Regions from separate parts of the Homo sapiens genome. Here region 1 is linked to region 2. Evidence: chromatin contacts called from ENCODE Hi-C or POLR2A ChIA-PET data. All regions are on one chromosome and are shown on one strand. Each heading gives the region's core, a stretch centred on a gene start or an enhancer-like site at or near the end of the contact. The rest is flanking DNA. Distances are from core to core; before and after follow the strand shown.

Evidence for each region. Hi-C counts contacts between places; a loop is a spot of excess contacts on that map. ChIA-PET counts read pairs that join two places held with the same protein, here RNA polymerase II (POLR2A). Pooled maps may share reads with other maps.
Region 1: a loop to region 2 is called in a map of CD4-positive, alpha-beta memory T cell, with 10 times the contacts of the local background. The contact joins the promoter of LINC01725 here to the enhancer-like site in region 2. A Hi-C loop is called at or near these places in 4 of 168 maps with a recorded cell type or tissue (B cell, CD4-positive, alpha-beta memory T cell, Right ventricle myocardium inferior and 1 more), 6 of 37 single-sample maps with no recorded cell type and 12 of 50 pooled maps. POLR2A ChIA-PET finds 5 or more read pairs at or near these places in 1 of 52 experiments (activated naive CD4-positive, alpha-beta T cell).

Annotation. Positions count from the first base shown.
Region 1 is chr1:83,859,202-83,864,143 of GRCh38, reverse strand. LINC01725 (long intergenic non-protein coding RNA 1725) reads left to right here and starts at 3,148. Exons shown (of 3, transcript NR_119375.1): 1 at 3,148-3,325. It overlaps LOC101927560 (a long non-coding RNA gene), which reads left to right and starts at 3,598. Exons shown (of 3, transcript NR_119374.1): 1 at 3,598-3,736. RefSeq lists silencers at 3,060-3,189, 3,290-3,469.
Region 2 is chr1:83,506,244-83,510,813 of GRCh38, reverse strand. No RefSeq gene overlaps it. Among named protein-coding and RNA genes, the nearest start is that of LINC01712, 62 kb to the right of the region's middle. RefSeq lists an enhancer at 2,152-2,311. Within about 2 kb of position 2,018, at least 7 of the 41 ENCODE cell types and tissues checked have a DNase peak (open chromatin) inside an H3K27ac peak, as active enhancers do.

The sequences.
Region 1 (4,942 bases), core at 1,899-4,398, 350 kb before region 2:
TAATCTTTAACTGGAAGAGAGTTATCTTTTAATGGTTATTCATCAGGTATGTACACAGCATAGTGACAACGATACCCATCGCCATGGTCAGGCAAATTGGGAAACGGTATACAAATTGGAAGGTGTTTCTCTACTTTCAGTACTTCCAAGAGTCTTTAGTATCCTCAGATGCACTGACATTTTCCAGAAAGGGACAGCAACATGCATCAGTTCCCAAACTAATTTCACCATGGTATCTTTTATTGCAGCGCATCTCCCGGGACTAGACTTCTATTGAGCACACTTTGGAAAACACCAAAATACACAAATTCATTCACTAATAAAGTAATCAAAGCATTTAATCATATATTTATCAAATATAGACTGGTGGTATAAATATGAACACTGACAAATCTGGTGCAAGAAATTTACTTGCACTTGTCACTTGAGAATTTGGTCATTTCCAGGGGAATATTTGAACCAGGGTTTCAAGAGGGATGGCTTGAGGCCAGGAAGGATGGCCAGAGGTAAATAACCCTAATGATAAACATGCATTATATTAGATATTTGCAACATAATCACGACATGTGAAGTAATGCAAAATGCTTGAGAGTGTGGTCAGAATGTGATCCAAGCCTTTATGAATAGATATTAATTATTTATTGGGTCATATATGATAAAAGTTCATCTTTAATAGTCTAAAGTCATCCATCAGCAGATGAGAACTTTGCATAATAACAGGATATATCTAGAAACACTTGCTGGCCATCTGCAAGTATCTTCTTACACAAAACAAAAAGGCCTGTTTGTGGCTGGCTTCCTTCCTTCAAAGCTGGAATTTATTCAGAGTTTGTCATATTTGTGAGAGACAGCATTTATCAAGTCAGATATTTTTTCTGTGTCTAAGTTTTCTTTAAGCAACATGTTAGGCCTTAAGAAATTTTATCATACTCCATTCTGTATGGTTCCATGTGAAATACTGCTAAATTAACCTCCTTCTTTAAAAATGCAATAAATATACCACTATTTGGTATATTTAGGGAGTATATGCTGATGGCACTTAGTGACCTAAATTGTGCTATTTTATACGGTTATCAAAAATACTAAGATTTTTTAGACTGAGTAGTGTTTTGACTATTGCACAGCAATGGACTCTCATTGTTTTTGAAATGTTTTATTAAGGCAGCCTTCAATCTTTGATATTGTAATAGAAACATACGGTGAGAATATGCAAATTCAAACTCTTGTCCTCTCTAAGAATGGGTGCAAACATACAAAAACCCTTTAAGTATTAACTAGACACTGCAGTGAGAAAAATTATCAAGGATAATAAAACTCTATATTAATATATTTAGTCAAGTTCTGTCCTGTTATAGCTATGCTGCTGTTAGTGTTAGAATAACTTGTAAAAGGTCAAGAAACAATAATTTTTTTAAACCTACAGCATGCTGTTAGCAGTAAAAACGTTACCTGTGTGTTCATAATATATTGGATTTAGAGGAAAAGTATATGACACAGTGTATGTGAAAAATCTAGGTATATAAACCTTAATACAATCTAAGAAAATACCATTTCAGCATATTGCCTCATTTTCATTAAAACGATGAAAATGTGAATTCAGAAAACCACTTAGTCCTTAGGCTAAAAATAGGTAGATCATCAAAACCTAATATCATTTTAGTCCAAATTGATATTTGTTTAGTAAATCTTCTACATCATAATGGGAGAAGTACAAAGGGAAACTCAAATTTGGGGGAGAAATTGAGGGGAGTTTTAAAAATAAGCAAATTTAGCTAATTCCATTCTGTTTGACTCTCCCCAAACTGGAGTCAGACTTGTCTTGAAACAAAGAATAAGTAGATACCTCAGAAATTAGCTTGATTTCATATTTTAGCCTCAGGTTTTTCAGTCAAATAATACTTCTATTTGCTTTTTGAATTCTTGTTTTTTCCTGACCATTTCTCAGTTTCTAAATTTCATCTCATTCAGCTTCACTTTTTCCCAGTGAAGCACTGCCACGTTACTTTCATTCTAAAGGTGCTGGGTAAATCTTGTCTATTTTTTGGTTATTTTAATGAAAATATTTTCTTATATTTATAAGAAAAAGCAAAGGCAGATTGTGCTTCTACATTATTTACATTTATTTACATATTATTTAAATTTTTTTCTTAGCAAATTGGCCCACAGACAGTGTCCTGTTTTTCTGAGCAGTAGGTAAATAATGACAACTTCTGTAAGTTCTGTGGCTACTCAGAATCTCTTGAGAATATATGTCCTGCTAAACTGCAAGAGGGCCACTTCCGGACCTGAAATGGTCTAAGAAATGTTGATCATGCTTCTTCCCACACGTGCTAGAAATTTCCACGCAGTTTGCAGATCCAGCCTAGGTACTTGTTAGATGGGTGATTACAAATTTCTTACGGGCTGTGTAGCACCATCACACTTTGCCAAGTAATCTCCAAGCTTTGGGAAAATAAAACAAAGCTCCTTACAAACACTGGATTCTCTCCTTTCCTTACTTCTTTAGCGTCCTACTTATCCTCTACTTTATTGTCTCTTTTTCATATGTAATAGAACATACACTGCAATAGGAAGCTGAAGATGTGGGTTCCCATCATAGTTCCATCCTGGTTCTTTTATCGACTAGCTGAGTGGAATAGGGTTGCCAACTTTGTCTATCTGAGAGTTTTGTTGTGAGGAAAATAACAAGCACTAGTTTTTGGAGTAAAGTATAATTTCCTCATTGCATATTAAACCCAACTCACCCGATTGTCAGAAAGATTCTATCTAGTTTGTGATTCTAAGTCGGGGGGGGGGGGTGGTTAGCGTTGAGTTTCAGGTTCTATAAGAACGGGACTAAGGAAACTCATTACCAGGTGGTAATCATCTTCATCTATTCAATAACACCGTTTGGTGTACACACTAAATTGTGGCACTGGAGACTCACATAGAACTGAAGTAACTCACCAGTTCCTAGAGGCAGGTGGGCACGTAGGGAGAGAGAGGCAGCGGCGCCTTCCAGGCGCTCTCCCTGGTACAGAGGCGGCGGGGGCCAGGGCTGTCAGGACACCCAGGCCCACGTGCCAGGCTCCGGCTCACCTGCCCGAGGGCAGAGCGGGAAGCTCCGCCCCTCGCGGAACCCCGGCCTGTGCGCAGTTCCCGTGCCCTAGGAGTTGGCGGCGGGGCCCAGCCGAGGTATAAGTTCCACAGCTTCACCCTTGTCGGTGTGATATGGGCGTGAAAGAAGACATAAAACAGGCTTCCCGAGTAGAACCTGCCACCCCGGGCTGGTGGGGACGCGGCACCAGGCCGGGCCGGGGGAAGCCGCTCGGACAGTGGTCCTTGGGTGAGCGCCTTCTTCGGGGCCCATGGGCCAGGCCAGTGCGGCCCGGGACGCCCCGGACCACCTGGGGAAGAACCGCCCGGGCCGGCCTTTGGCTGTCCCAGGCAGCGGCTGGAGCCCGAGTGGGCCCTGGCGGGATCTGGGACGGGGAGGGTCTGCGGCGCAGCCAGGAGGCCTGGGAAGTCCCGAGGTGGGTAGAGAAGGGCCGCGAGGGGGCGCTGAGACGGCGAGTGGCCGGGCCTGGGAGTGACAGTTGTCAGGAGAGCAGTCAGGACACCGTTGCTCAGAGTCCAGGCCGGTTAGGACCAGAGCCTACCCCGGGTGGCATGGTGATGATCCAGATTCAGGAGACATGTCTGAGAAAGGATCGTTCAGACTTTTTGACCTATTTTACATGAGGAATAAAGGATAGAGGTCAGGAAAGTTGTCCAAAAATTTTTTTCATTGTTGTTAAAAAGTTCATTTAGTGTAAAACAGGCAATTATCTGTGCGTTTAATATGCAGGCTAAGGTTGTTTCTTTCAGGCTTTCTTTCTTTGTGGCATGTAATTTCTATTTAACAAATGTATGTTGAGTGTCAGCTGTGTGTCAATTGCTATGCTAGATAACAGAGAAACAAATTATTAATAACATCCTCACTTTCCATGAGTTCAAATTCTAGTACAGGAAAAAGTCATCTAAATAATTCTAATGAAATGTCATAAGGCTAAATAACAAAGGTATATGTAAGGAATTCTATCAAATGTTCTATTAACTATTAGCATGGAACAATTAAGGGACTAGCTCTGGTTTCCAGATGGAATGGCCCTTATGGACATCAGGCATAATGGGTCATTTGCTTAACAGAAGGCAGAATTTCATATCTAATATTTTAGGTTATAAATAAGGGCATATAGTAGAAAGAGGCAAAAAGAAAAAAAAAGACAACGTACCTCCAAAACCCAGCTAAAACCTCTCTCTTTAGAAAGGACTCCTGGATTTTCTACAGTTTTATGTTTTATCCAGATGAGAGGTGTGTAATGTAGTCGCTAAGAGGCTGGACTCAGGAGCTAAACTGCCAGAGTTTACATCCCAGCTGCACCACTTACTAATGGGCTGACCTTGTATAAGTTGCTTAATACCTTGTTTCTCATTTTGCTTATCTGTGAAATGGGGATGATAATTATAGTCCCCATAAGATTGTTATGAAGATTTTTGTATTTCTAAAGTTAAGAGATGAAGTCTCATTTTCATTCCCTACGATAGAGCCTTCAGAATGACTGTACCCAGAAGTCAGATTTTTATTTTAGTAAATAAATAACTCGTTGATTTAGTACAGTTTTTCAAAGTTATTTTTTATCTGGTTTTACAGCAGATTCTGATTACATGTTATATTTGAAACTGATACTCATATATCTTCAGCTTAATGATTTGTAACATTGAAAATTGCATTTCCATTGATTGTTCTTTGCAGCATGATTGTTCTTTGTTACTGATATGATGATCTTTCTGTCCTTCTGCCAATAATTGGAAACAATCCTACATCATGAGCTATCTTTTTATTCTGAGGTTTTAGTGTTTGTGTAAACAAATAACACTTGCTGTTCAATGATTATATTTTCTTTAACACCTTTTTGCCTAA
Region 2 (4,570 bases), core at 769-3,268:
AATCATGCTTGAATTCAGCTCCTCATTTCAATTTTTGAGTTATTTGAGCCAATATTTTTTGTTTATTGGTAAGGTTTTTGTCATATGCATCCTAAAGGATCCTGTACAATCTCAAAACAAGGGACATTAATAATAATGTTTGAGACAACATTGTCTGTTTCTAGCTTCCAAATATAAAAATGACTTTGGAGTGTTTCCAAGTTTCCCAGTGAGTACTAAGTGCTAGTGGGTGGACAGATTCAGATTGTAAACCATTCCAGAATATGTATCTTCTGTGACTTCCTGGGAACTTCCCAGAAATTTTGGTTAAGTAGATCTGGGCTGGGCTGGCTCAGGAACCTACAGTTCTAATGACCTCCTGAGATCTAGGCAATGGTACTGATAACTGATAGACTGAGAGAGAATAATTGCTTAATATTATTGTATTTACTATAAATTAGAGATAGTGTGAACAATTCAAATACTCTTCAAAATATAGACATGGTGATGGTGATTAATGCCATGGTAGAGATTTTTCTGAATTACCTACTCATCATTTCATTAGAAGGATAGTATACAGAATTTGAAAGGAGTTTGGGATTCTTTAGTTCTAGCTTCTAAGAGGTACATTAATTTATTGTATATCCCTATCAAGACATTATCTAGCTTGTGCTTGAACTCCTCTATCAATGTTTATGGCCTCCAAAGATATTTCATTCCATTTTTGGAAGGTTTTATTAGTAAGAAAGTTTTCCCTTGTACGGAATAGATTTTTTTTTGCTTACCTTTAACATATTATCTAACCTGAAGATCTACAGAATAAATCAGCTCTCTCCTTCATATAACAGATGTTTAAGTATTTGAAGACATCTAGCAGGACTTGATAGCCTTCTTACCTTTTGGGCACCATTTGTTAGCTCTTTCAACTATACCACTTAGGCCATAGTTTCCTAAAATGTTTCCATCCTTGTGGTTGTTTTTCTGCACGTGCTTCAGTTTATTAGTGCTTCTTGCAACGTATGCTTAGCAAGAAATACTATTCTTGAGGCACAATTCAGAAACACGAAAAGAGATAGCAATATGTTCCTTGGCTCTGGACATTAGAATTCAGTTTGTGCAATTTAAGATAACTTATTAACTTGTTTTGGCATCTCATGACAGAGTTAATTTGTTTTGGGTTTGTACTTAACTACAACTAATTGCTGAAGCACTGTTGGATTCTTCACTCTGGTTGTGTTTTTAAGAAGTTTTGATACAATTAGCCTTACTAGGCTTGTCAGTGACTCCCTAATTATCACATTATAATATATCACTAGAAACCATCTGAAGTCTTGCAAGGCATTGGTCATGGAAAGCATGAACATAAAATTTATCATCCAAACTTGGACTCTTTTGGGAGTAGAAGAGGGTGCTATTAATAATTACTCCAGTGTAAATAGAAACTGACCCAGCCAAGGTCCCAGACTGTGGAAGGATTAGAAGTGGTGTTTATGCATACCTCAATCTAAACTAGAATGGAGTTAAATTTATCGGTTTGAAAACTTCTGTTAACTATGAAGTTAGAAATCACAACTGTTTGACTTTATTTACTTAATTGTCGTTCGTTAATTTAATAGAACTATTTTAGCTTTTTTCCTCTCAATTCTGTCCTTTTCCTATGGGTGGACTTAAAGTATGCTTTATTTGACCCAGATTCCAGGTTGGCTACCACTTATTCTTCAGAGAGAAATACACTCCAAGCTAGCACCTCTGGTTTCTAGCAAGCTTTGCCAGACATCCCTCTTTCCCTGGCAGTTACCTCATGGGGTGTTTTTCCTCTCCTGTGAAATAGTCTGGCCAGTTGAAGTTACTGGGCAAGCATTTAATTAGCAACCATCAGCTGAATGCTGTGCAAGTAGGCTCCACCCATGGTCTCTAAGCTAAAGATCTGAAGAATTCCAAATCTTTCTACAATTCCCTTTGGGTGCAACAAGGAAGAGCCTTCAGGCTAACAGCCAACTTGTCCTCATCTCAACTCAATGCTCATCAGCCATTTGGGAACAGGCAGTTTTAAAACAAAACAAACAAAAAGCGCAATTCAACCTTTCTTCCAAATAAACTTTGTAAAGTATCAGATAAAAAAGAAATGTGTGTGTGCATGTGTGGGCTTTCTTTTTTTTTTGTCTTGTAACTTTCTTCTCTGGATGCTGCATATGAGCTATTTCCTGCCTTGTGGTCAGAGCCAGACTCCAGACTTGCACGAAATCTCAGAGTTTAAAAAGAGACTTGCTTTTGGGTGGAGTTGAGAGTTCGGGGAAGGGAAGTGAGGAGTAAGAATAGCTTTGAAGTCAGATACCTGTCTTCCTGATTCTGCTTGGTATTTTGCAGCAGTCTTACTAATAGTAATTATCTTCTGAAAACGTGTTTATAAGAGGTAAGCTAGATTTGCAGATAACTTTCGAATTAAAATTCATAAAAATGTTGCACAAAAATGTAATTTGTTCCACACCGTGGAAAGTAATATCCTGATTCCCTTTCTCTTCCTTGGCACTCCGAAGACATCAAGGAAACCACATGACCTCCATAATCTCCTCAAATCCTGTTTCTGAGGCCATGGAGACACATATCACAAAAGATTTAAACATTGAACACTAATGCTTTTACGTTAAAAAACATGGACTTCCTATTGAAGAGTCTGAGTAACAGGCAGATGAGCTCAAATTATTTACTTGTTGTTTGATTTACTTTAAGTGTACCAAATGCTTAAGGGCACCTAAGCTCATGTACAAAGGATAAATGCTGCAGCAAAGCTCAAGTCAGAATTCTATCCATCCTGCATGAAGCTGGGCCTAAGAAATTTAATCTTATCTACATTTCCCAAAAAGTGAACACACTGGAACAAAACCTGAGTTTTTGGGAAGTCATAAAAAAAAAAGAGAGAGAGAGAGACAGAGAGGAGACAGATGCATAAATCATAGTAAAACACTCAGCATGGTAACACTGTCCCTCTGGCTCAATTGCAGGCCATATTCTCCTAAATGCCCAGTTGGCAAGAAGGTTCTTGTTATAGCTGCTAAATCTTCCATGTATGCCTCCCTTGATACAAGCAAGACTAAATGTCCCCAACCCACAACAGGGATGATGCTATTATTTCATCATTGGCAAAGCTACCCCTAAGAGATGTATCTTATAAGATAAACTGAATGAATTTTTCAGATTCTGAAAAGACTATCTTCAATGATCAAAGCAGGCAAAGAATGTTTCATATCTCATCCAAGAAAGCTACTGTCTCAGTAGGTCATTTTGAGGCTCAAATTTAACACATTAATGGGTTCAAAGCATTAGTGGGATGGGATGAGTATAGAGATTCAGTATGCTCATCATCACCACTCCCCATATTTACACTGCCCCTCCACCAACCATATATACATAAAGGGAATCTGCATAGACTTGAAAAATGCCTGGTTGCTTTTGGAACAAATTCTTTTGGAACTAGGCTCTAGCTCAACTAGATTTTAAGCAATCCACATCTCATAGAAAAGAACACATTTCTCTGTTAGAGCACTTGCACTCTCTGAGTGGTGACTATAAATTTAGTAAAGTTTAAAATATATTTTAGTTTCTCAATTTTGGCACTATTCTCCATTTCATTATTACTATTTAGTCATCCAGAGATATAGTCAACTGGTATAAAAATTATTATTCCAGAATGTAGAATAATTAATAGAAAAATACATTTTGAGCTCCAGTTGTTTCTTTTTAAACTTGTATGAAGTTTAACTGCTTATTTATTACATTATTTCTAAAGAAAAGAGCATAAAATTTAGTATTAGAAAAATTAGTTTTCCAGTCTCTTAAGAAGAAGACTATCTGGCTGGACACAGTGGCTCATGCCTGTAATCCCAATACTTTGGGAGGCCGAGGTGGGTGGATCACCTGAGGTCAGGAGTTTGAGACCAGCCTGGCCAACATGGTGAAACCCCGTCTCTACTAAAAATAAAAAATTTGCTAGGCATGGTGGCACACGTCCATAATTCCAGCTACTTGGGAGGCTGAGGCAGGAGAATCACTTGAACCTGGGAGGTGGATGTTGCAGTGAGCCAAGACTGTGCCACTGCACTCCAGCGTGAGGCACAAGAGCAAAACTTTGTTTCCAAAAAAAATAAATAAATAAAAAAAAGAAGAAGACCATCTAACTAACTATTTATGTGAAACAGGGAATGTATTTACAAATAAAAAGTAGGGAGAAGTTTTATCTATTTTTTAGGGTTATTTTGATTATCAGCTGTATTGGGGATATATAAAAGTGTTTTGTAAACCATTAAGCATTAAATTATTAAACTCATTACTTTCATTCATCACTTATTTAGTATATGTTATATTTCAGGTATAGTACTTAATGCTACATATAAAAATATGAGTAAAACAGTTTTATTGTGAGCAGCATCTATCTTACTGAAGGAAATAGATGTGGATTAGGACTATCATCATTATTATTCTCATTTATTACATGTCTACTAAGACTCTGGCTGTGTTCCTGGACCAAGGAAAGAGCAAAGAAGCCAAAGTCCCTGCCCTCTTAAGGCTCAGAATAAACAGTAAATAAACAAAT